Linked DNA regions of Mus musculus: all the other regions are linked to region 6. The links are chromatin loops, found by intact Hi-C in ENCODE. Cell type or tissue: left cerebral cortex. All regions are shown on one strand.

Region 1 (4,000 bases), 160 kb after region 6:
GAATGAGAAATGACCCTTTCTGATTTTGTCTAATTCTCCTTAAACACATCATCATGGTACATTAAGCATTTTATCTTAATTTAAGACCCACGTCGTTCGTTGGCTTAACGGAAGCCTTCCTTCGAGAATAAAGCCTTTGTTATGAATTCCCAGTCATTTTTCTTATATAATCCTTGCTCTGAAAATTGTCTATAATTTCCAATTTCGATCTTTAAAATAAGGGAGAACTCAAGCAGGGGCAGGTATTTTTAAACATATATGACTCTCTCCAGGCTTTTAAAATCATCCCGCCCACACCCATTTCAGAGAGTATTTTTAGCGACTTCCATTTACAGAACAAGCTTTTTTCCAAAGAACTAAACTTAGTTTTCATGGAAACAACTCTTGCTTTTGGCACGCCTGTTTCATCAGCTTCTGTAAACTGTTTAATTACAACAGCAAGCACAGCTGATCTGGGAGGCAGGATGCCTGGCCGGCAGCAGAGGGACAGCACTGGCAGACAGCCAGGCTCTGTCATCCCTGAATAAGGTAGCCAGAACATAGGAATCTTTGCTGGCACAGCTGCCCTTCTATCTAACCTCAGAATGCCCCTGTCCAGATGACCCAAGGCTCCTCTCTCATTGTCCAAAGCTTCTGTCTAATTCCACTTTACCCTCAGTTTCTCACTAGGACAGCTTTTACTTTTTTTTTTACTTTTTAAAGTCATACACACACACACACACACACACACACACACACACACACACACGGTGCATTGTGGTTATATTCTCCTCCATTACTCTTCTGTATCTCGCTGTGATGCTTTGTATGTGCTCAGCCCAGGGAGTGGCACTATTAGAAGGTGTGGTTTTTTTGGAGTAGGTGTGTCACTGTGGGTGTAGGCTTTAAGACCCTCATCCCAGCTGCCTGGAAGTCAGTATTCTGCTAGCAGCCTTCAGATGAAGATGTAGACCTCTCAGCTCCTCCTGCACCATGCCTACCTGGATGCTGCCTTGCTCCCACCTTGATTATAGACTGAAACTCTAAACATGTAAGCTAGCCCCAATTAAATGTTGTCCTTTTGAGACTTGCCTTGGTCATGGTGCCTGTTCACAGCAGTAAAACCCTAACTTAGATGCTTGGTATCTCCTTTCCTTTTATCCTTCTTCCACCTAGAGCACCCCACCCCCATCCCAACCCACCCTTTTGGCTACACCTCTGGAGAAAGTGACACACCCTCTTCCAACATCCATTAGCAGCCATCAGCTCCTCAGGAACCGTTAGCATCTCATGGTTACCTCTTCCATCCACAGTAGCATACGGGAGGGCCTGCTTCTGTGCAAGTGTTCATAGTCGCTGTGTGTTCATGGTTGCAATGGCTACGTCCTATCTGGATGACAGTGCATTGTGACACTCCTCCTATCCTCTGGCTCAAAATTCCTTCTACCATCTCTTCTGTAGTAGTCCCTGGACCTGGGGGGTGGGGATACAGATAATCCACGTAAGCCTGAGCTCATGTCAATCACGTGTCCTTAGTACTTTGACCAGATAAAAGTCTCTGCATTAGCTCTCCTCTTCTGCCCTGGAGTGAGAGTAGGACTAGGCTACGGGCATAAAGGTGAATACTTAGAAGGCAGTTTGATGTGTCTGTGATCTTCCAGTCATTATCCTTTGACCACGTTTGTAATGCGTTAGTTATGTCTTCCCTTGTATGAAGAGGATCTCAAGTTCAGACACAAAGTAACTGGTTATCCCACAAATAGTCATGCCATTATTGTTGCAGTGACCATGTACTGCCTGTGGGGGGCAGTATTGTAGCACACCTGGGTATGGTTAGCTGACCTACTTTTGCATTTCCTCCTACGGTGGCTTACATAGCACCTTCTGGCACTATCAACGCAAGTCAGCAAGGAGGGAATTTCCAATCCAGTTCTATTTTGATTTCTTTGTGTTCTATAACCAATCTGTGAGGTATTTTGAGCAATAGGGCCTTACCATCTAGTTCCAGAAGATAATTGATGGTAATGGCGGTAGTGTGAATTCTTCTGGAGGCCTCTGGGACCTTCCCAGCCAATAACTACAAAGGTATCTTATACCTGGCACTTGTTTAAAAGCCTCTAACTTCTGGATGCTGCATTCTCTACCCATGGAAGCTACCGCTATTCATTTTTAACTTGTTATTTTATTTATTTATTTATTTATTTATTCATTCATTCATTCATTCATTCATTTATTTAATGTATATGAGCATGCTGTTGCTGCCACACAAGAAGAGTACATCAAATCCCATTACAGATGTTTGTGAGCCACCATGTGGTTGCTGGGAATTGAACTCATAACCTCTGAAAGAGCAACCAGTGCTCTTAATGGCTGAGCCATTTATCCAGCCCCGTTCTTATGTTTTAATTGTATTTTTCAATTTATAAAGTAGTAGAGTTTCATGTACTTTGATCACCCCACCAACTTCTATTCCAGGGGACCTAAGGGAATTTACTTTCAAGTTTACTTCTATCATCCGGGACTCTACCCCATGCTATCAAAATATCAATCTTAAGGCCTACCCAGATCTGAGGAGATAGCTCAGTTGGTAGATTGTTTGCCATGGAAGTGTGAGGGTCTGAGCTCAATCCCTAGCACCTACATAAACAAAACAAAACAAAACAAAACAAAACAACAAGCTGGGTGTGGTGGTACATTATTGTCACCCCAGCACTGGGGAAGTAGAGACTGGCAGACCCCTGGGGCACGTGCACCAGTCAGCCTAGCCTACTCGTCCAGTTCCAGGCCAGTTAGAGACTTGTTTTCAAAAAGCAAGTCAAATGGCATCTGAGGAAAAAAATGCCTAAGATTGGCCTCTGGTGTGTGTATGCATGCACACAGACATGCACCTGAACCCACACCACACACACACACACACACACACACACACACACACACACACGCATACAAAGATTTACCTGTCACGTGTTTTAAAAGTCTCAGATGAGGATTCATTGACATAGTGCCACCTGGTTGAATAGCTTTCTGGAATAATGGCAGATTCTGCCTCTACCCTTGTCTAAAGCTTGAGGCTCACTGGCCCTGTCTATGGTGACCCTTGAGTCCCTGTATCTCTCAGCATCCAGACACTCTCCAAGGCCGCCCTCAGGGCCACTGCTGCTGTGCTTACAGGGTTTCCAGAGGCTTCTACAGAACGACCTACCCCAAGCAGGAACTGAGTCGTCTCCTTCCAACCCGACCCTCCCACACTCCAAACTCACTTCACAGACTGGTTGGCTCACTTCTCATTTCTTTCCAAAATTAAAATGTTCCCTGGATGTGCAAGTGGCAGAAGGAAGGAATGGAGAGAGAGAAGGGGAACGTTTGGAAGGAGGGAGGGGAGAAGAAAAATACATAGACTAAGTAGCTTTCCACGCTGGGCACTTTTACCCTTTATCTTATTTTTTTGGTAGACTTTTCTAAGTGTCGGTCTTGTGTTGGATAATTCCCAGCGGCAGGCGCTTTTAGCAGCAGTGTGGTATAAAATTGATGTTGGGCAATAGCAGTTCCTGGAAGCACTCTGAGTACTTTGGCTCCAGAGGCCCAGGAGCCAGAGCTCCATGGAAGCAGGAGCCAGAGTGGCTTCTGGTGAGCGAAGGGCACAAATGGCAGGGGCCAGGGCCACTCAGCACCTCAGGTCCTGCCCTTCAGGCATCTGGGAAGTGGTTCTATTGGCTCTCTTAGTTCTGATGCTGACATTGCTAATTGACTGGTTATCCTGGTGTCGAGACGCGTAGTCACAGTGCTTTCTAGATGTTCCAGTCTTAGGGAGGTGGTAAGCTTTCTGTAGAAACTGCAGAGGTAGCTTCTCTTTCAAACCTGCTATCGCAGAAGTGGAGGGAACCGTTGAATTTTCTACAGTCGCCACACACTAGTTCCCCAAAGCCTTCCTCGTTGGCACTTTCTGTGGACCTCATCCTCATCCAGAGCCTAGCTCCTCCTGTTTCCGGCTCGCTTGTGTGGAGCAGGCATCTGAAATTCC
Region 2 (4,000 bases), 100 kb before region 6:
TCCTAAGCAACCCAAACTAGAAACTGAAATATTCGTGGACTCCCTTCTGATTCTGCAGTGATTTGAATAAAAATGGCCCTCTTAAGCCCCTAGGGAGTGGCAATGTTAGGAGGCGTGGCCTTGCTGGAGTAGGTGTGGCTTTGTCGGAGGAAGTGTGTCACTGATGGGTGGGCTACGAGGTTTCATAAGTTTAAGCCAGGCCTAGTGGCTTACTGTCTCTTCAACCTTCTCATCCAGATGTAGAACTCTCAGTTACCTCTCTGACACCATCTCTGCCTGCACGTTCCCCATGCTTCCCACCATGACGATAATGGACTAAACCTCTGAACCGTCAATGTTTTCCTTTGTAAGACTTGTTGTGGTCATGGTGTCTGTTCACAGCAACAAATTCCTAACTAAGCCACAGTCTTCCATTGTATTTTTTTGTGATTGGTTTTCAAAGCAATACTTATTGAGTGTCTGCCACGGGGGTGAGGTGGGGATTCCAGGAATATATGGAATGTGTGGCAATGGAATTGACAGCTCAGAGGAAGAGCTGAGCTTGACAGCCATACGAGCAAACATCTATGTGCACGTCATTTAAAGCCACAGGCATGGATGGAATGAGAACACGACAGCCAACTACAAGCCAGCACTGATATGTACAGATGTGCAAATCCCAGCAATGGCCAGGGAATGCTGACAGAACCCAGGCATCTGCAATCCCAGAATATAAAATAGAAGTGTGTTCAGAAAGAAGCCAGTGTTGAAGTGCTCTCCTGGGAGACTGACCAAGAAGTAGGTTTAACCTCATAGAGTCTACAGGTGACCTTGGCAAGCACCAGTTTGACCTTCAGTTTGACAGCATTCACCCTCTCCCTTCCCCCATCCATAAAGCATGTTAGATTTCCCCCAGAGCCCCTCCCCCCAAGCTTATATGTGCCATGCCTTGGGCCAAGTCATCAGGTACTGCCCTTCAGGATGCACTCTGGATTCTCAGGGAAGAGATGCTTTTAGCCTAATCGACCAGTGTCCACCCTGGTGAATCAGTTGTAGCCCCAGATCACGGAGTTGTGTGGTATTTGGGCTAGAAACAGTTTCTAGAGGACAGGATGGGCTGCCTCCTGAACTGGACCCATGCTGCAAAGACGCCCACGGCAGGCATCAGGTTAACAGTCTGTCCTCAGCATCTTCCAGGGCTTTGTCTCCATGGACCTGGAGCTTCTGGTCACCATGGAAACAGAAGCTTTTGTTCACCATTTCCTCTCCTCATTTTTTTTCTCGCTCCTCCCCCTCTCCCTCTCTTTCTTTCCTGTCTTCCACCCACTTCCCTCTCATTCTTTTCTTCTATTTTTATTCCTCATTTTCCGTCTCACTTGCCCTGATTTCTTCACCCAGAAGGAAAAAAAATCTAGGAAATTTTTATTATTTAGCTCTGTTAGCCACCTTTAATTCCCTTTGTGGGAATAAGGGATCAAACACACATGCATACATTCATTTGGCTGCATCCACAGACCCACCTACACACATAAACACATTTATGAAGCAATGATCCAGTGCTCTTTGACGAAGTCAGTACTACTCAAGAGATGATCAGGAAAAGAATAAGAAATAGAAGAAACTGTGTCTTACCCTGTCATTCACCAAATGCTATTTGGAGTGTGAGGATTCTTTTTTTCTTCTTATCTATCCTGAAACTCCACATTTAGACAAAGCACCGTTCCTTTGGCAGATCTGTGTATAACTTATAACAGCAAGGGCGTAATTGCTCCTATCTTAATAAACATAGCTGTCAGTCATGCTTAGCTAAAAATACACTCATTGCCTCTTTTATTTTACATGTACACAAAGCCAATCCCGAATCTTCCAGGAAGCTTCTGTCAAACTCCATAGTCATGAATCAAACTGAAACAACATTCCAGCGCATCAGGAACTTGCGTGCCCTCATGTTACGTCAAAGAGGCAAAGTGACCTTGGACAATTCAGTGGGTGGAGACTTGCCTAGACCCTGGGAGTCTTGAGGATGAAGCTTAGGGCAGCTCTAGTTAATTTCCTTCGGAATGCTCACAGCATAGAAGATGGGCATGTTTGGCCTCGTGTTCTTGAGCCTTCCTCAACTGGCGAGTCTTGTGTGAGCATTTGATAGAGTTTCAGTGCGAAATGCCTCCTCTAGGCTCCTGTGTTGAACACTTGGTTCCCAGCTCAGAGGAGGTTTTGAAACGTTAAGAGGCAGCAGGCCTAGCTGAAGGAAGTAGGTCATTGGGATTGGATCCTTGGTGGTGTCATGTCCCTGGCCCCTTCTCTCTCTTTCTCTGCTTCCTGTCTGCTGTGAGGTAAAGAAGCTCTCATACCACAGGTTCCTGCTGCTAGACCCTGATAATCTGTATGCGGTCATGTGACCAGGAACAGAGCCCTCTGAAACCATGAGCTGAAGTAAATCTTGCCTCTTTTTTTGCTGCTTTTGTCGGGTGTTTTAGTTACAGTGATACAAAGGTAACAATTACAGAAACAAAGAGGGCATCCCATGTAAAAAAAAAACAGTCTCTGACCATCAGGGTGGCATGGTCATCAGCTCAGCCTTTCCCTGCTTCTTGTGCTATGTCTCATGATGGCCTGTCTGCAGACTGGGGCCTTGATGTTTGAGCACAGTACCAGAGCAGTCTCCTTTGCAAGTCACAGGACTCAGGGAGAGAGCTGTAAATTCAATGGATGCATGCATTTCCCCTCTGTAGGCTACTGGGTGTCATGGGAATGGTGTTCAGTGAATGACACCTAGGAATGGGGTTCACAGATACCCCGGAGGAGTCTTGCCTTCCTGGTAACACCTAAGTAAGTGCTTTGTGTGACCTGAGGTCTCCCCACGGTCTCTTGCCATCCTCTATGTCCATTCAGCAGAGCCATTTGAGGAGTCCTGGAGATGGAGGACTCTCCTCTCTGGACTCTTGGAAAGATCCTTCCTGCTCAAGGCCTCTTTGCTTGATACTCATGACGTGGACTTGGCTTTTTCATTGCTGTTTCCTGTGGAACTTCACTGATGGTCAAGACGATGACAGGAACCCACCCGGTGGGCTCAAGCTATTCCCGTGGCATTGTTCATGGTGGGAGCCTGCTCACCTGTTTGTTGGGGGCTGCAGTGCCCAGGACTTAGTAGCTGTCCTTATGTGCTTATTAAATACAGTGCTAGGAAGAAAGCCATCACTTCGGACACAGAAGAAACTTCTGCCTGTCGTGGCTTGAATTGTGTTCTTTTAAAAAGATGTGCTGAAGATATATGCCTTGGTGTCTGCAAGTGTAACAGTCCTCAGGAAGAGAGTCTTTGGTGATGTCATTAAGTAAGGATGAAGTCATTAGGCTTCATCTGACTGAAGTCTTTATTAGAAAAGGGATAAAAGCTGACTATTGCCCAGCCTTGTATGCAGAATGCCACACAGAAGCAAAGCTGGGTGAAGAGAAGGTAGGGCTTGGAGGCAAGTGGCCATGACTAGGAGAACCCGTGAAGGCCAGAAACTAGAAGAAATAGGAAGTATCCTTTGCAGGATCCTATGGAGGGTGTGGCCTGAGATGTGAGAGACCAGTCAAAGCGGGTAAGTATTAACGTATGCCCCTATCTGGCCTCCAGAGGTAATCCTGTGGGTGAGCACATGAGGATTCCTCTCCCAGACACTGGGCAAGCCCCCGACCATCCACTGCATGGCTTCTGCTTTCAAAGAACAGGCTGGGGGTGGGGGTGGGAGGAGAGCAGCATGGATTCAGTCAGTCACTTATGTTTCATCTTTTCTGGCTTATTCTATGAGACCAGAGTGACTTGTTTAAAGACGTCCCTTGGGGAGCTTTTATTGGTTTTCCGTCTGAGTCATGCTTCTGATGTTGAGGGCTGATTGTTAACCTCCTGCATTTGGGGAATTGTCAACAAAGACTAAATGAGAGAGAGAGAGAGAGAGAGGGAGAGAGAGGGAGAGAGAGAGAGAGGCTGGAGGCTTTGCACAGCCCAGCAATTAGGCAATATCAGAACCACATGATG
Region 3 (4,000 bases), 140 kb before region 6:
ACCCCAGAAATGTCTTCAGACTAGAAAGGGACAGGGTCTGGAGGCTCCTGTGATAGGCTGTGAAAGGGGAACTTAAAAACACGGGGACTCTAGGAGCTCATGAGTAGACGGAAACCTGTTTCCCATCTGTAAAGAAGCAGAGCAGGTGAAGTGGAGTTTGGGGAAGCGGCGCGTGCTCACGGGCAGCTGAGGGTTGGGTGTTGTGGGCCTGGCACGTGGCACAGGGGCAGTAGAAGGGTTGAACAGAGAGATATTGTGTTTTTCTGGGAGCAGTGGGCATATTCTCGAGTGGAGCAGTGGGCATATTCTCGAGTGGAGAGCGGGGGAGGGGGGTGATGGAGTTAGGCCTAACTCACTCCCTCTCTCTTGGGAACCAGCTGGGAGAGTCGACAGGAATCTTCTGTAGCTTGCGCCTTCTTTGGATGCTCCTCCTGTCCGGTTGGTTTGACAGAGTGGGGACTAAATGGATCCTAACACTAAGACTTGGTACTGTCAGCCATGGTCAGCCTGGACCACGCTCCTTGTGGGGAGAGTTGCCTCCAGGTCTAGATAGATGGTCAGGAGCCCCTTGCACAGGTGTGAGCCACACAGGCTACTCAGAGCAGCTAAGGTGACTCTGGATCCCAGGCTTGGAGTCCTGTTTCCATGGAAACCAGCTCTTGCTGATGCCCCTCTCTTCCCAGGCTTCCCTGGGGCTGCTGGGTTCAGGCTCCAGGTGCCAAGTAACCGAGGATTCCTCCCAAACTCAGTTTCCAGAGCATTGCAGGGCTGGTTGGGAGAAGAGTGCAATTTTCTAAGCAGAATTTTCCAGATTAGGTAAGATGGGGGGCGGGGCCCGGGCACTTTCGATGTGACTATAGAATAGAGACCTAGTATCACGCTGAGGCTGGTTGGTAAAACTGAGGATTTGGGTCAGGTGTAGCTTCCCAGGCCCTTGCTGAAGGGAAGTGTAGGCCAAATGTCACCGTGCAGACCACATTCCCGTTCCCGCACTTCTGTTTCAATCAGAGTGAAGGGCAGGATCCCCACATTAGTAAGCAGCTGGCCTCCCTTAAATAGCTATGGTCCAGGCGGGTGTGATTTGCCACAGTCTACAGAAAGAGCCCTGAATTGGGAGGCCTAGGACTCATCAGTCTCCAAGCAGGGCAGGCAGCCGCAGCTTGGACCCCAACTGCAGCCCCTCTCCTCAAGGCTGCTTCTCTGCCCTGAGTCACTAAGAGTAGTAACAAGACTCCAGGTACAGACTCCCACGGGGGCCATGCTTTCCTTTCTGGTCCCATGTCAACCTCACTACTCAGCAGAACTGACCTCTGGGGATGGGGAGGGAGGGAGGGAAGGGAGGGAGGGAGAGAGAGAGAGAGAGAGAGAGAGAGAGAGAGAGAGAGAGAGACCCACCACCACCACCACCACCATAGTTTCTTTCCATGTTTAGAGTAAATTGTAGACATGACCTAAGGAGCCAAGCATCCAGGTGGGCAGGTACCTGGAACCCTGGGGTTTCACACGCATCATGCAGCCCTCCCTCACCTGGGAACCCTAGAAGCCAAGATCATGGACTCCTGACTCTAAGATTAATGTTAATTGGAAGTGACACCTTTTTCTAGCTACCAATAAATCCTGGTTCGCGCAGGCAGGGAACCCATAAGGCCAAATCTTGGACAGTTCTGGACAGGGCCAACCGGTTGGCCAACCCTCTTACACTCGCTTGAGGTGGAGGTTTGAGGAAGGAAGGCACTGCCTAGCCGCCTCTGTCTGTGCCTGTGTACTAAGAAAAGCAGCATAAGCTTTCAAGAATAGTGACTCTGGAGGAGAGGGAGGGTGGCTGGTCCCTACTTGTTCTCCATCGGCTGTGACTACTACAGCTTACAGATCACTGCGATCCAGCCCCTGAGGTAGCCAGGGCTGCTGAGACTGAATGGTGGGCAGCAGTGGGAAGGGGAGTTTTCAAAAGGAGCAGAATTTCACACTGAATCTTAATCCGCTTCACACAGAGACTCATAAAATCCCGATATAGCCCCAGACTGTCATGTTTATAGACAGCATCAGCCAGCATGGCAGAGGCAGTGGCTTGGAGGGAGACCAGAACTTGCAGAATAAATGCATCAGGGTGAGATGTGCATTAAAATAATAGAGCAGCTTCCCCCAGCTGGGAGAGGCGGAGCAGTGGATGCTCTCACCTGGCTCCTATAAGCCAACCTGCATGTGGGCTGAGTTGCAGGGAAGGCAGCGGCAACACTGCTTTACCCTATGTCAGCCCCAGCCCTGAACTGGACATGTCTGGAAGGCATAAAGCTGATGTGTCTATGATAGTGAGCAGTGTAGGTGTTAGCTGCCAATCAATGGATGCAAGTGGGTGGATTCAGAAATGCCTGGAAGTGGTTGAGAAACAAGTGGGGTTGAGCGCGTTATGGAAGCTCAGGGGACAGGGAGGTTCCTGAGAATGTTCTGGGGGGCACTCTGACACGGTGGGGGAGCTCTAAAGCATAGGGGCATTCTGGGCATGTGCAAAAGCTGTACATGTGGGGTGGGGGAGAGTCATGGAAGGCAGGGGAAGAAACAAGAAAGAGAGGTGAGGGGTCATCAGAGGGAAGAAATACAGGTTAATGTTTCAGGCATGCAGTCAGAGGAGAGGAATACGCCCATACACCCAGAATCCTCCGGAGTCCCCGGGAGCACACCCAGGTCTTTGACATCCTTCACAGAAAATAACTTTAGGAGGAGTCCAAGTTGAGCAGAGTGAGTTTATTGATCAAGCAGGAAGACAAGATACACTTAAAGAAGTCAAGTGCCCGGGTTAGGGGAGGCACACATGCAAGCACCCCAGCAGTCCCTGTACACATGATCTGGGGGCTTTGAAACTCCTTGGTCTGCCTCCGAGCTTAGCTATTAGGGAAAGGATGCGTTGTACATTTCTTTTATTCTCCTAAGCAGGATTTTGTCCTTGAGGAGGAATGACTTTGGGGGACACTGTGAAGATGTAGGGTGAAGCAGGAGAGCTAGCAAACCCCTCCCCCCAAAAAACCATGGTCAGGGGTATCTGTAGTTATACATAAGTCACAAGGAGGGTGGACCTAAGGATGGCCTGTAGGCTGTTCTTAACGGTGTCCTTTATAGTAGTTCTTGGAAAGAGAATGCAGTGCCTTTGCAGGCTGTCTGGTCAGTTACCACAAAAACTAGATGTCAGCCAGCTGAGGATGGAAATCAAGTCAGAAGAATGAGGGAGGCCCTTCACCCTTTCACATTCCCTCTATTTCCTAACTACCTCAAGCCGGACATCCCCTGGTCTTGGTTGGGGTGACGAGAAGAATAGCCGAGCCCATGCCACAGCTTTGTCACCAAGAGAAATGACTCTTGTAGTCTAGATACTACATAGAAGAATGAGCTTGGGTATCAGAGCAAAAAAAAAAAAAAAAAAAAAACAGCACTGCTGGCATCAAAGGCTGGGGTGAGATGGGGGTTCACTGTCCAAGCAGCAGGCATTGGGCCTGCAAATCTCATCCCTCTTCTTGTGCCCCTCCAACATGTAGGGCATTGACTTGCTTGTAAGTTAACATAATGGTATCTCAGAAAAATTTTTTCTCATTATGCACTTTAGAGAAGTAATTTCTAAACATTGGTCTGTGTGGAAAACATGAGGAATGAGTCAAGCATTCCCTGGTCTGAGGTTAAATGTGGAACATAAAGGAAATGTAATGAGTTTTTCATAAGCTAAGTTTATTCAACTTAGAGGAATATGCTTTCTACTGAGATGACGCTAAGATGGTATTTTTACGGCTCTGCTGGCTTTGGCTAATGCAATCTGGGTCCCCAAAGTAACTTAAACTTAGAATCTCTGCTTTCTGAGATCCAAAAGGCCAAGGAGACCACTGTTTACATCACCGCTGAGTTCTCCGACTGGAATATATGCTGTTAACACGGGGAATGTTGTTGGTAATAGTGGAGACTCAACCTGAGCAGTTTTGCCCTTGGGAAGACAGGAAAGGCTCGACAGCAAGAAACC
Region 4 (4,000 bases), 98 kb after region 6:
AGACCAAGCAGGCAGGTTCTCTGGCTGTCAGGGGGATGCACTCATTCGGTCCCAGTAACAGCAGCTCCTGAGTCCTCAACAATCTCAGATGACCATGGTCCTTCCAGAGCCCACACTTGGAGCCCTCACTGGCTTGGCCCATGTTGGCTTTCTGGCATTTAAGACATGAGATGAGCTGGGTGTGGTGGCGCACACCTTTAATCCCAGCACTTGGGAGGCAGAGGCAGGCGGATTTTTGAGTTCGAGGCCAGCCTAGTCTACAAAGTGAGTTCCAGGACAGCCAGGGCTATACAGAGAAACCCTGTCTCGAAAAATCAAAATCAAAATAAAATAAAATAAAATAAAATAAAATAAAAAAATAAAAAGACATGAGATGAGATGACTGGTGATGAGAAAGAGCCCTGAGTTTGCAGTTAGGATGCACACACTAGCCGTGGCCCCCTCTCAGAGCTAGCGAAGAGTGGTCCCTGCTCTGAGCCCTGCAGGTTAGGGCTGGAGCTACGCCCGTCATCCATTCTCTACTAGAGCAAAGATTCCTTGTCCAAATGCCTTGATTCTGCTTCCAAAATTCATCAGAGCCCCGGTACCATGCCCAAAAGTAAGCTGCCGTGCATATGCACATGGCTCAAGAGAAGCACCCGTGGGTGGAGTCAGGGATGGAGCAGTCAAGCAGAAACACTTGGTCAGATAAAACTAGCCCCCAAAGGAGCCTAAAACCCTAAGTTTGAACCCCACTTTTAGGAGGTATATCTGCCAAGACAGGGGGATTAGAATGCATTTCACATAACAGTCTTTAAACCAAATTTAGAACCTCTAAGCATCTACACAGTCTGTGAGCCTCTGTCTGCCTGGTTGCTCTATAAACCTTACGGACAGATTTGGGTGTAAGCTACTTTCTAGAGCTCATCACATGCCTCCGTTTCTGGAGCGACCTCTGTCTCTGTAAAGTCAAGGGCACAGAGAGAGTCTGACCCTTCAGCCAACCTCTGACATCCTGAAGAGGCAGAGCCAGCCCTCAGCCAGTCCCTGTGGCCATGTTTCACAGGAAGCTGAGGTGGTAGAGAGAAACCCCTATACACTGGGAGGAACTTCCCATTCAGCTTGTTAGAGAGACTCTGTCACCAACAGCTTATCTTGGGGAAGCCATCTGTCTGAGGTAATGAGCCTGGGCCGGGCTGGAAAAAGAAGGCACTACAGCGGCACCACTGAGCCTGGTCTGCTTGGCTGTCCCTGGCAGCAGCAGAAGAGGTTTAACTGGAGCAGTGGTTTTCAACTTTCCTCATGCTGTGACCCTTGAATACCGTTCCTCATATTGTGGTGACCCTCAACCACAAATTATTTTCATTACTATTTCATAACTGTAATTTTGCTACTGTTATGAATCAAAATGTAAATATCTGAGTTTTCTGATGGTCTTGGGTGACCTCTGTGAAAGAGTTGTTAGACCCCACAAGGAGGTTGCTAGCCACAGGTTGTAATTAGACCCTGTCCAAAGCTTTGGCTGGGAGAACTGAATAGCAGGCACCAGGAGAGTTGAGATTTGCATATGGACCAGGCAAGTGCCACCTGCTTCCTAAAGGAAGTGACTTGGGAAACCTTAGAACAACAGAAATGAAAGATGCCACTCTGGATCTCAGATTTAGAAAAAGGAAGGTTCCTGACGTTTAGGGGTTGCTTATAGCAAAGAGGCAAAGCTTGCTATTCAGTACTGCAGGAAAAGCAGCTATCTCTGCCACCCTAACAAAGGGTACCAAACCACATCTCTTCCAGCGAAGTCCCGAGGTAAGAGGGGTAGCTGAGATGACTTCCAGTGAGCTAAGACTCCACTTGCTGTTTTGACTGTCCATAGACTACTGTCCTGGACTGACACCAAAAGACTGCATAGCATAACATAGGCTTATAGCACCAAAGGATATCCAGAGCTGAGGCGGGGAAGGACTTCACAGCAGCCCTTAGAGATAGAACCATGTCTTCTCATCTGTACCACCAAAGTGGCAGCCTGAGGATCAGCTGTCATGGAGTCCCCTGTGGACTAGCTGTCCTGTTCTGTGAGGTCCACCCCTGCTCCCCGACCCCACTCCTGCTTGAGGCCTCTGGGAAGACAGTTTGTGCTCACTAAGGAGTCTGGGGCTCTGTGACCTAATGGAGCTGCTCCTCAGGGTGGGGTGGGGGTCTAGAAGCTGGGACTCCTCCAAACAGCCCGCGGTTTAGAGGCAAGGTTCTCTGCAGAGGTGACAAAGACATGGATTCTGCTTAGTATCTGTCCCTGCTTAGGAGACCACCCAGATAACTCACTGTAGTTCTGACCTGAAGTCAGACTGGCAGGAGCAGAGGAAGTCCCTGTCTCTAAATAGAATTCAAAGTGGCCTCCACCCTCCTCTCTGGTGGGCTGAGAGCTGGTGGTGGACTTTGCATTGCTCTAAATACAATGGGCTCCTCTCCTGGCTCAGCCTTTCTTTCCCTCCATTGGGAGGCTAGACATGAGGGGGCTTTCTAGGACTTGTTCAAGTCTGCAAGCGCTAACACATCCATGCATCCTCACAAACTGCCCCAGCCCCAGCCCCAGCCCCAGCCCCAGCCCCAGCCCCAGCCCCAGCCCCAGCCCCAGCCCCAGCCCCAGCCCCAGCCCCAACCCCAGCCCCAGCCCCAGCCCCAGCCTCAGTTCTAGCCTCAAACCCAGCCCCAGCCCCAGCAGTAGCCCCAGTCCCGGTTCCAGTCCCAAACCCAGAACTAGCCCCAGAACCAGAACCAGAACCGGACCCGGACCCAGCCCCAGCCCCTTCTAAAGTGAAGGACAATGAACGGGAATGTTTCTACAAGTGTGGCTTCAGACTCTCTCCTGAAATGACTAAACTGCACAGACCATTGCTGAGAGAGCTGATGTAAGCACATTTGGTTTAAGCTTCTGTGGGGAAGATTTTATTTGGGAAAGACTGGACCACCATGTCATCTTGAATGTGTGCTCAGGGGGTGGCAGTAGACACACTCAGCCATGCCCTTCTGATGAGCGGGTAGAGTAACATTCAGCATAGTGACATTGCTCAAGGCAGGGAAGCTTCACAAAGGCTTTTGCTCAGTCTGTCCACTGTGCCCTGGAGGGTGAATATACATTGGGGTCTACATTCCATTCCCCAAGGCTCCCCACATCCTGGGGCTCTGCTCACACATTGAAGCCTAACTGTCCATCACTATTGCTCCCTGTGTGCTGTATCTTCTGTGTCAAGTGGACTCCTAAGTCCCAGGCAGCAGAGAGGGAGTCTGCTTTTAATGTATATAAACTGGCAGAGGCCACAGAAGCACCCTCCCTCTTGATGTCCTAGTCTCAAGAGGAAAGATGAGGTGAGCTCAGAACAGCCCGATTGACAGTTTCCTCCTCTTCTCCCTAAGGAACACTAAGGACCACGGAGGTTCCCAGTCCATCTTTCCATTTGCCTCCCTCCTTCTTCTCCAAAGAAATAGCAAGTCAACAGAATGGAAGTGGTGGGCAGGCTTGGTTTCAGAAACCTGAGATACAAATTCTTTAAGGGACCTTGAGGTTCCAAGTCTAGAAAACGATGGACTGAACCTTCTAGGAAGGCAAGAAGAACTGGGGCCCTCAGAGCTCATCACTGGGAGAAGGTGCTATGGATTCTGTTTAATGAGGACTCATGCGAGGAGATCCAGGTGGCACCACACCCAGGACTGCAAAGACCCAGAGGAATAACACCCACCATTTGAAGAGTTCTTAAGGGTTTTCCAATCCTCTAGATACCCCTCTCAGATCCAAACCACTTTCAAGCTTCGAAAAGTGAACAGAGTTCACTGCCCAGAGTATAAGGGTAACAAGATGTTCTGGCTGGGGTTTCAGTCCCATGTTTCAGAAAGTGAAGCTCTAGGCACCCGTTTAAACAGGATCTGCTATTCCACCCGTGCTTAATGCCATTGATGCAGAAAGGGGATCTCCCGGGATGCTGGGACCTTCCTAACTCAATACCAAGTGCTCAGAGTCTTGGGTCAGGGC
Region 5 (4,000 bases), 170 kb after region 6:
GGCTTGCTCCCCATGGCTTGCTCAGCTTGCTTTCTTATGCATCTCAAGACTACCAGCCCAGAAGTGGTACCACCCACACAGACTTTCCCACAGACCAGTCTGGTGGGGCCTTTCCTCACTTAGGAATCCTTCTTACCAAATGAATCTAATATGTACTTCTTTTAAGTGGAAAGAGCAAGGGGAACATTTAAAGCACAGCACAATCTTCCCCTCAATTCTCTTACATTCTAGACCAAGCCATAGTATAGCAACTGTACTAGGTCCTTGGCTCTCTAAGCTTCCCACAGGCAGTGGCTGGGACCACCCATAGTAGGCATTTGATGACTTTGAAGGAAGGACATGCCTCCAGGTCCATATATTAGAGCCCTGTTGAGGGTTCTTGTAACAGTCTTCTATTTAGCTTTTGTCAACTTGTCACAAACTAGTCACTTACAAAGAGGGAACCTCAGCTGAGGAATTGCCTCCATCAGACATGGACATGTCTGTAGATCATTTTCTTGATTAATGGTTGATATGAGATGGTCCAACCCACTGTGGGTAGTGTCATCCCTGGGACACTTTATGGAATGCTAGTCCTGCTCTGTTCCCTGCAGTTCCCCCAGGGCCTATTGCCTTACTGGAGCCAGCTATAATCTTTCTAAGAATATCCACGGTAAAACAAACAAATCCTGCATCCCTGAGGGAAAGGCACACATAGCAAGGTGTGTAAGTTAGGCCATGAGGCACATGGCACACAGCCTTACTTCACTCACTCAACTCACCAGACCCCAGGGACCCGAAAGATTCTCATGCAAAGCTTGGGGGGCAGGAAAGCACAGCTTTCCACCCTGCCATGCTGTGGTCCTTACTGGAACCTGAGTGGGTGGCAACTAGGAGCCCATACGTACCAGGGTCTAGAGCTGGGAAGGAAGGAGGCATTGTGGGAGCTGAGCTCTTCCTCTAAATGAGATCTTGCCCTTCTCAGGGCTGGACCCCAGATGGAACCAAAGTTCTAGGAATGGCCTAGAGCAGAGCAAATGCCTGCCAGGAACATCTTCAGGCATACATCCACCTCATGTTAGGCCCAGTCAGCTTATTGGGGGGGACAGGCATGAGAGGGTGAGTATGTTACCTAATACTCATCCCCATTTGCCCAAATGGGAGGTCCTCAGCCCAGCCCAAAGCATGATGGGTAGCTGTAGGAGCCCAGGGTCTATCACCATGACAAAGCTGTCCAGCTTAGCTGAGAAGCAGGAAGGCATTTGGCCTACCAGAGGCAATGCAGAGCTATGCTTGCAAGGAGGAGGAAGAGGGACGTGATCTCCCTAAGGGCACAGCTCTGGTGACAAACTTGAGAGGAGCAGCTCCAGCCATAGACCATTCTCCTAAACAGGGACTCCTTCTTGCAAAAGGCAGCCAACTCCTTTTGTGTGTCAAAAAAGAAGACTTCTACCAGATTGCTAAAAATGAGCAGCAGATAAAAATACAGTTCTGGTCCCTGGAGCCACGCATCCTGGCCAGGCTGCAAACAGCCTGCTTTTCTTTCTTTCTTTTTTTTTTAGGCTGAGACACTTCTCAAGCCCAAACTTGATATTCTCCACAAGGCCCAGTCTGCCCCCAAGTGGTGAATCTCTTGTAAAGACGCTCCACTGCCAACTTCCTCAGAAAGCCTGAGGAGTTTTTGTCAGAGGCCCTGAAGGGCTTTGAAAGTGAATGTTGGTTGGCTTTTCTCATTTCACAGACTTCTTGGTGTAATGTCTGAAGATGAAATGTTACTTCTCTCCCTCAGACGCAGTTGTGTTTGTCTAACATTTCTTGATGTTTCTTTTGTTCAGAAAATCAGGATGCCTCACCTTAGCAGACAGAAAAGATTTTAAACCCTAGAGACTATATATGTGTGTGTGTGTGTGTGTGTGTGTGTGTGTGTGTGTGTGTGTGTGTGTATGTATGCCCCACGCTGACTCATGCTCGCCCTTCAGTGGGGTTTTGGGGTAGCGAGGGTCTCTGTACCCAAAGTAGCAGTCTAATATAGGGTTAAGAGAACCAAATGCCTGCGTTGGAATTATCCCTAATGCCTCTCACTAGGCGCATGACCTTGGAGATATAATTTCAACTCTCTGCTAAGTATAGATGCAGTCTAAGTGTGAACTCAGAGGCTTGTGTTGGAAGTTTGGTCTCCATTGAAGTGCCACTAAGAGGCAATGGAACCTTCCTGAGGTAGGGTCTGGAGTCTGGGGAATTCATCTCCCCTTAGAGATAACTAAGAGGGTTTGTAGTTCCACTGACATCCCAAAGTCCTCTGAGGTTCTGCACTAGTTACATTTCTTAATGTTGTGACCAAACACCTGAGAAGATGCCACTTAAGGTAGAGAGACTTACGTGGCTCATAGATTCACAGCAGGGATGGCGTAGCAGCTGGCTCCTGCGTTCCACACTGGTAGGAACTTGTGGCATGGTTTCTAACATCTCCACAGACTATGCAGCAGAAGCAGAAACTGGAGCTGGAAGCTGAGCCTGACTGTAAACCTGAATACATACCTCATTCCCCCTGAGACATTTTCTCCGGTAAGGCCCTACCTCCTAAAGACCCCACAACCTTCCCAAATGGCACCATCTGCCAGGGTTGAGTGTTCAAACACAAGCCTGTGGTGGGCATTCACAGCTCCCCTTTTACTTTCCCACTGTAGGGTTCTCACTCAGAGCTGAAGCAAAAGTGAGCCAGCACCACACCCCTGACTAAATAAACCTCTTTTCTTAGGCATGACACAGCTTTGGGTATTTCAGTATAGTAAAAGAAAACAGACCACCACACCCACTTTCTTTGTCCATAACATGATCAGATTTATGTTTGGAGTTTCTTGAGTGTTTGGTGAGTTAATGACCATCAGGGACTGTGGCCAATGTTTGATACGTGGTGTGAACTACAGGATCACCAAGGACATGACATCAGGTACATTGCTGTCCTCACTTCTGCTGCTATTGCTGCTCTTCAAGCTAGGCTAGCCTAGAGCTAACTGCACAGGTAAGGAGTGTGACAAATATTGGTCCCATGTAGTTATCAGGTCCAAAGCCCTTCCCACCTGGGAGCTGGCTTGTTTCTAGAACCATCCATGTACAGATTCTGAAGCCAGGCAACCTCAACCAGGACAGGAACCCTGATGGGGGTCTCAGAGAAGCAGGATCAAAGAGGGCAGGGTTGTTCCAGAGTTCTTCAGCAGGGACAGCAGCTAGCCAGGCAGTGAGAACAAGCAAGGCATCTCCGTTGAGACGACCTTGTTGGGTCTTGGCTGTCAGCCCCTCTCTGCTCTTTCCTGATTTGCTCCATCTCTGTCATCCTTGGCATTTGCCCCAAAAAGTTTCAGCTGGTCAGAGCCAGTTCTGTTTGCCCCTTCCCAAGGATCCTGACTGGCATAAGAAGACAGCCCCAGAGAGAATGTATGGCTTGCTCAGAGTCACACAGGAATTGTGTGGCAGAGCCCAGCTCCTCTACCTTGGGTTGTCCACTCTGGTCCTGCACCTGGAGAAAGGAGACGTGCTGCATCATAGGCAAACTCAAGGACATCAGGTGTAAGGACAGCCACAAATCCAAGCGGCTGTGGGACTACGACCTGAAACTAGGACAATAACATTCATGGTTGATGGTTCAAGGGCTCCCCTCAGTGGTCATCTTGCTGACAGCCGAGGTCCTGGAGGACTTTCTAGCTGGTTTCACAGAACTCCCTGTAAGGAGAAGCAGAAGGCACTGTACCATGGCCTCTGACTTCTGGATAAGGTGGCTTCACTGTTTCTCAAGCCTCTTTGCACTCTAACCCTTTGTAGTCATTTTCTAAAATAGATAGATAGATAGATAGATAGATAGATAGATAGATAGATAGATAGATGATAGACAAATGATGTAGAGGAAGAAGATAGATAGGCAGGTAGAGATAGATAAATCACATATAGATGATAGATAGATAGATAGATAGATAGATAGATAGATGATAGATAGATAGATAGATAGATAGATAGATAGATGGTA
Region 6 (4,000 bases):
CTCTTTGGTTAGTGGTTTAGACCCTGGGAGCTTTGCTGTGTGTGTGTGGGGGGGGGAGCCAGTTAGTTGATATTGTTGTTCTTCCTATGGGGTTGCAATTTCCCTTCACCTCCTTCAGTTCTTCCCCTAACTCCTCCATTGGGGTCCCTGGGCTCAGTTGGATGGTTGGCTGTGAGCATCCACATCTGTATTGTTCAGGTGCTGGCAAAGCCTCTCAGGGGACAGCTATACCAGGCTCCCATCAGCAAACATTTCTTGGCATTAGCAATAGTGTTGGGGTTTGGTGTCTGCAGATGGGATGAATCCCTAGGTGGGGTGGTCTCTAGATGGCATTTCCTTCACTCTCTGCTCCATGTTTTTGTCCCTGCATTTCCTTTTGAGATGGTTATGTGGCCCCATCCCTCGATTGGGGGCTGTGCCTATCTCCTGGAGACGGTCTACTCAGGTTCTATCTCCCCTTTGTTGGGTGTTTTGGCTAATGTCATCCCTATTGGGTCCTGGAAACCTCTTGCTTCCCTGGCATCTGGGCTTTACTAGTGGCTACCCCCAGCTCCCCAATCCACCACTGCTACATATTTCTGTTCAATTTCCTGGCCCTCTGTACTTCTCTCCTGTCTCTTCCCATACCTGATCCTGCACCCCCCCCCTTTCCCTCTTCCTCCTCTCTCCTTCCAAGGTCCTTTCTTCCCTCTACATCCTGTGATTATTTTGTTCCCCCTTCTAAGTAGGATGGGAGCATCCACACTTTGGTCTTTCTTCTTCTTAAGCTTCACATGGTCTGTGAGTTGCATCATGACATGTGTGACCTGGAAGATTTATAAAATATCTATATGTGAGCCACCTCAGACACAGTGAAGTGGAAATCTTAGTGGAAGTGTTCAAGAAGTTGTCCCATGCTTCTCTACAGCCAGGCCTCAGAACCCATGATTGGCATTGTTAGGAATCTGAGTCCAGGTAGCAGGAATTGGTGATCAAGTATGGTTTTCTCAGACTGACCCTGAGTCTCAGTAACTCTGAGCTGTGTCAGCCTGTGTGTGCTGGCTACAACACACCCCTAAGAAGGCCAAAGGGCCAGCAGCACCTGAACTCGGTTCATTGTCTCAGAAGCCCCGGGCCTCATTCACACCCAGTTATGTGCATTGCGTGTTTCCTGGGTAGACAAAAGTCTGTTCCCCTCAGATAAAGTACCAACGACAGAGTTTGTTTTCACTGACATCCAACTTGCTAAAGCAAAGAGTTTATTAGGCTTCCGTACAAATTATGAGTTAGGGGTTACTTACAGGAATGTAGGTGATATTAAAGCAGCTGCTTCAACAGGAAGCTTCAGCCCAGAATGAATGACAATTTCTTCATAGCTGTGGAGGCAGGGTCCTCCAACAGCTTCACTTAACCTTCTGCTTTCTGTATAACCCGGTACCTTCAAGACAGGGCCACATGCAGTTAGAATAAAATTACACTCACCTGACAGGGAGGCACAGGAAGAAATGGCTGGGCTCTCAGAGAACAGTCCAATGGCCCTGCTCCTTCCTCCTATGAGGGGAGGTCAACGGTCCATGGGCTGGAACTTGAGGGTCTCTGACAAGTAATCATAGCTGCTCTGTTGAAGACAATGGTGGCTGGTAATGCTCAGAAGACAGCGGTCTACAACAGTGTGCTGGAAAGTATGTGACTAAAGATGATATGCAGAAATAACCTCAGGATTACATTGGCAAGTAAGGACTCACCAAAGACTAGTTAATGTCCCTCAGAGGGAGGTCTTGTGGGCTGACAGACAGAGCCAGCTGCCCAGAACAAAGGCTGGAGGTGTTTCTGAGATCAGTTATCAGGCTGACCTTCAGTTCCATGGAATGAGCATGCCTGGCTTGTGCCACTGTCATTTAACTTGAGATACGCACGGCTTCCAGACACCTGTCAGCACAGACATAGAAGTGGGATGTGCTAAAGAACTCCTCTTACTGTCTTGCTCTTCAAAAACAGAGATAATGTGCTTGGACGTGAGGTTGGTGACTCATGCCTGCTGCTCCACTTTCTCGGGGTATTTTTATGGCTCTGCCCACCATTCTGTCTTCAGGAGCCCTGGTGGGTTAACATAGCCTTGCTCGATGGGTGTCCCAAGGCATCTCTTCACACCCAGCAGTGAGACAAGTATCAGTTTAGTTGGCACAGTGAGCTTCAGGTGTATGCTAAGTGAGCTGACTGCTCAGAGTCCCTGCGACGGAGACCTTGCTATCCCACGTGCATCCCTGGGGCCCTCTGGGGAGAGCTAGCAGTATGTGCTTTATATATGAGGTGGCTATGATGACCACCACTCAGGAGATGGCAGAGCTCAGGGTCACCATTACAGCCACTCTGAGTCACCTCTGAAGTCTTACTGCCCAAAATCACTGAGTTGGAAACTGTCCAGGGAGCATTTCTCAGTCCCAGTTGAGTACTCAGACCAGAAGCCATTGGCATGTAGATCGCTGGTTCTTGGGGCTGGATGAGAAGACAGAATTGCCAGCCCTCTCCCTCTATGGAGTCTTCTAGGTGGCTGTCGAAATATTTCTACCTCAGAGAGGATAGTTGGCTTAGCCTACTACTGAAAGAGACATTTATAGCCAACAATAAAATGAGACGCAGCAATAAGAAGGAACCAAAAAAAGAGTGGAGACACTCATCACGCTGTAAGAGGACAGCGATGAGAGTGTGGGTCACTCCCATGCAGCTTATGCCTTTAGAGCACTGAGCTACATGGCTTATGTTCCAGGCAGAGAGAAGGGGCAAGAGGTGGGGAAGGCAGAGAAGCAGGTGAAATCTATCCAAACACCCATACTTTGAGGCAGAGAGAATTGTGCCAAGAGAACATTGGAGGCATTCCTAGTGTGTGTATTTATAACCCCCTGGTTGCTTGTTTAAATATACATTTGTTTTCATCTCCTTTACTTGGAATGATAGGGACCATGGCCCTGTCACTTACCACAAGTCTATAATCTGAAATTTAGCATACCTGTGCTTAATGACAAATGGGATGGGGACAGATGAGTTGCTTGCTCATGGCTGCCAGAAGCTTCGGCCATAACTGGGGACCAGTTGACATCTGGATTGTTGACAGACTTTAGCAGACAGAGAGGGATGAAGACTGATTGTCTCTGTCCAAACAAGGAGGCCAGCAAGAATAAAAGGGAGGGAGCAAAGGTATCAGGTGGGTGCTGGGAAAGAAGACAGTTCCTACGTGAGCTGTGTTCCCTCCCTATGTGGAAGGAAGGCTAGGAAGTTCAGCCACGACTCCTAGGAAAGGAACTTTTGGGATTGGGGTATAAGAGAGGCATTTCTGAGGAGGATAGTTGACCTGAACCAAAATATAGCTGGTAGGTATATTTAAGGTAGGGTGTGGCATGCTCTTGTTGAGCAATGGCTTGCCCCTCTCCGGTAGGAAAGGTATAGGATTCCCAGGAACGTGTATCTTATCTTTGTTTTGAGACATGATATGGCACACCCCAGATGTTCAGGAGCTGCAGGGTGGCTGTTGTTTAATATGGTGCAGGTAAACAACAGTTAAGGAGGAATCAGGAGTTGTAGAATCACTGGCTGGCAGTATTAATGTACGTGGTGACTGAGGATAACCAGGGACATTGGGCCATGAGGAGGGAAATGAGCTGAGTCTACCCCCATGCTGTGTGGTCAGCCTGTGCATGAGGACAGGTGGTGATGGTGGGAATCCAGGCAAAGTAGTAGGCCTGGCAGTCCAGATAACCAAAGTCCTGACCCATGGATGGTCTTCACCATGCTTTCTTCCCTCTTCTTTCCATGGGGAATTTCACTTTCATTGGCTTAGAGGTAGTTTCTTCAGAGGATAGAAGAAAACTTTTCATCTTCTGCTTTAAACAATTTTTTTAAAAGAAGCACTTCCATTCACTGGTCAAGTATCCCTTTATCAACAGAACCCCAAGTCTCATGAACCCTCCATAGACTCGCTGTACTGGTGAGTCAGCAGTCTTCACATCTGCCTTGTCGCAGCTGT

The links. Peaks named below come from ENCODE experiments on the same cell type or tissue, not always from the same donor. Only the 100,000 strongest peaks of a DNase experiment are listed, where the experiment ranks them.
Region 1: it touches region 6 in a loop (3-fold over the local background); 2 of 42 quality-filtered maps call a loop at or near these places.
Region 2: a loop joins it to region 6, with 5 times the contacts of the local background. A loop is called at or near these places in 2 of 42 quality-filtered maps.
Region 3: it touches region 6 in a loop (10-fold over the local background); 4 of 42 quality-filtered maps call a loop at or near these places.
Region 4: a loop joins it to region 6, with 4 times the contacts of the local background. A loop is called at or near these places in 2 of 42 quality-filtered maps.
Region 5: it touches region 6 in a loop (9-fold over the local background); 2 of 42 quality-filtered maps call a loop at or near these places.

The regions. Positions count from the first base shown.
Region 1 is chr7:131,906,239-131,910,238 of GRCm38, reverse strand. No RefSeq gene overlaps it. Among named protein-coding and RNA genes, the nearest start is that of Gm34725, 55 kb to the left of the region's middle. In left cerebral cortex, a CTCF peak has its summit at 1,780 (motif pointing right); DNase peaks (open chromatin) are centred at 365 and 3,260; H3K27ac peaks cover 701 bases.
Region 2 is chr7:132,169,624-132,173,623 of GRCm38, reverse strand. No RefSeq gene overlaps it. Among named protein-coding and RNA genes, the nearest start is that of Cpxm2, 17 kb to the right of the region's middle. In left cerebral cortex, no CTCF peak of the experiment used is centred here; DNase peaks (open chromatin) are centred at 1,227 and 1,585; H3K27ac peaks cover 1,172 bases.
Region 3 is chr7:132,207,466-132,211,465 of GRCm38, reverse strand. No RefSeq gene overlaps it. Among named protein-coding and RNA genes, the nearest start is that of Cpxm2, 55 kb to the right of the region's middle. In left cerebral cortex, no CTCF peak of the experiment used is centred here; DNase peaks (open chromatin) are centred at 1,971, 2,295 and 3,737; H3K27ac peaks cover 1,359 bases.
Region 4 is chr7:131,967,602-131,971,601 of GRCm38, reverse strand. All of the region lies in intron 1 of Gpr26 (G protein-coupled receptor 26), which reads right to left. Among named protein-coding and RNA genes, the nearest start is that of Gpr26, 3.1 kb to the right of the region's middle. In left cerebral cortex, no CTCF peak of the experiment used is centred here; DNase peaks (open chromatin) are centred at 1,135, 1,928, 2,178, 3,389 and 1 more place; H3K4me3 peaks cover 3,654 bases; H3K27ac peaks cover 2,975 bases.
Region 5 is chr7:131,897,106-131,901,105 of GRCm38, reverse strand. No RefSeq gene overlaps it. Among named protein-coding and RNA genes, the nearest start is that of Gm34725, 65 kb to the left of the region's middle. In left cerebral cortex, CTCF peaks have their summits at 1,599 (motif pointing left) and 3,645; DNase peaks (open chromatin) are centred at 1,546, 2,120, 2,386, 3,623 and 1 more place; H3K27ac peaks cover 765 bases.
Region 6 is chr7:132,066,092-132,070,091 of GRCm38, reverse strand. The region is part of intron 7 of Cpxm2 (carboxypeptidase X 2 (M14 family)); the gene reads left to right. Among named protein-coding and RNA genes, the nearest start is that of Cpxm2, 87 kb to the left of the region's middle. In left cerebral cortex, a CTCF peak has its summit at 2,053; DNase peaks (open chromatin) are centred at 1,196, 1,981 and 2,650; H3K27ac peaks cover 1,093 bases.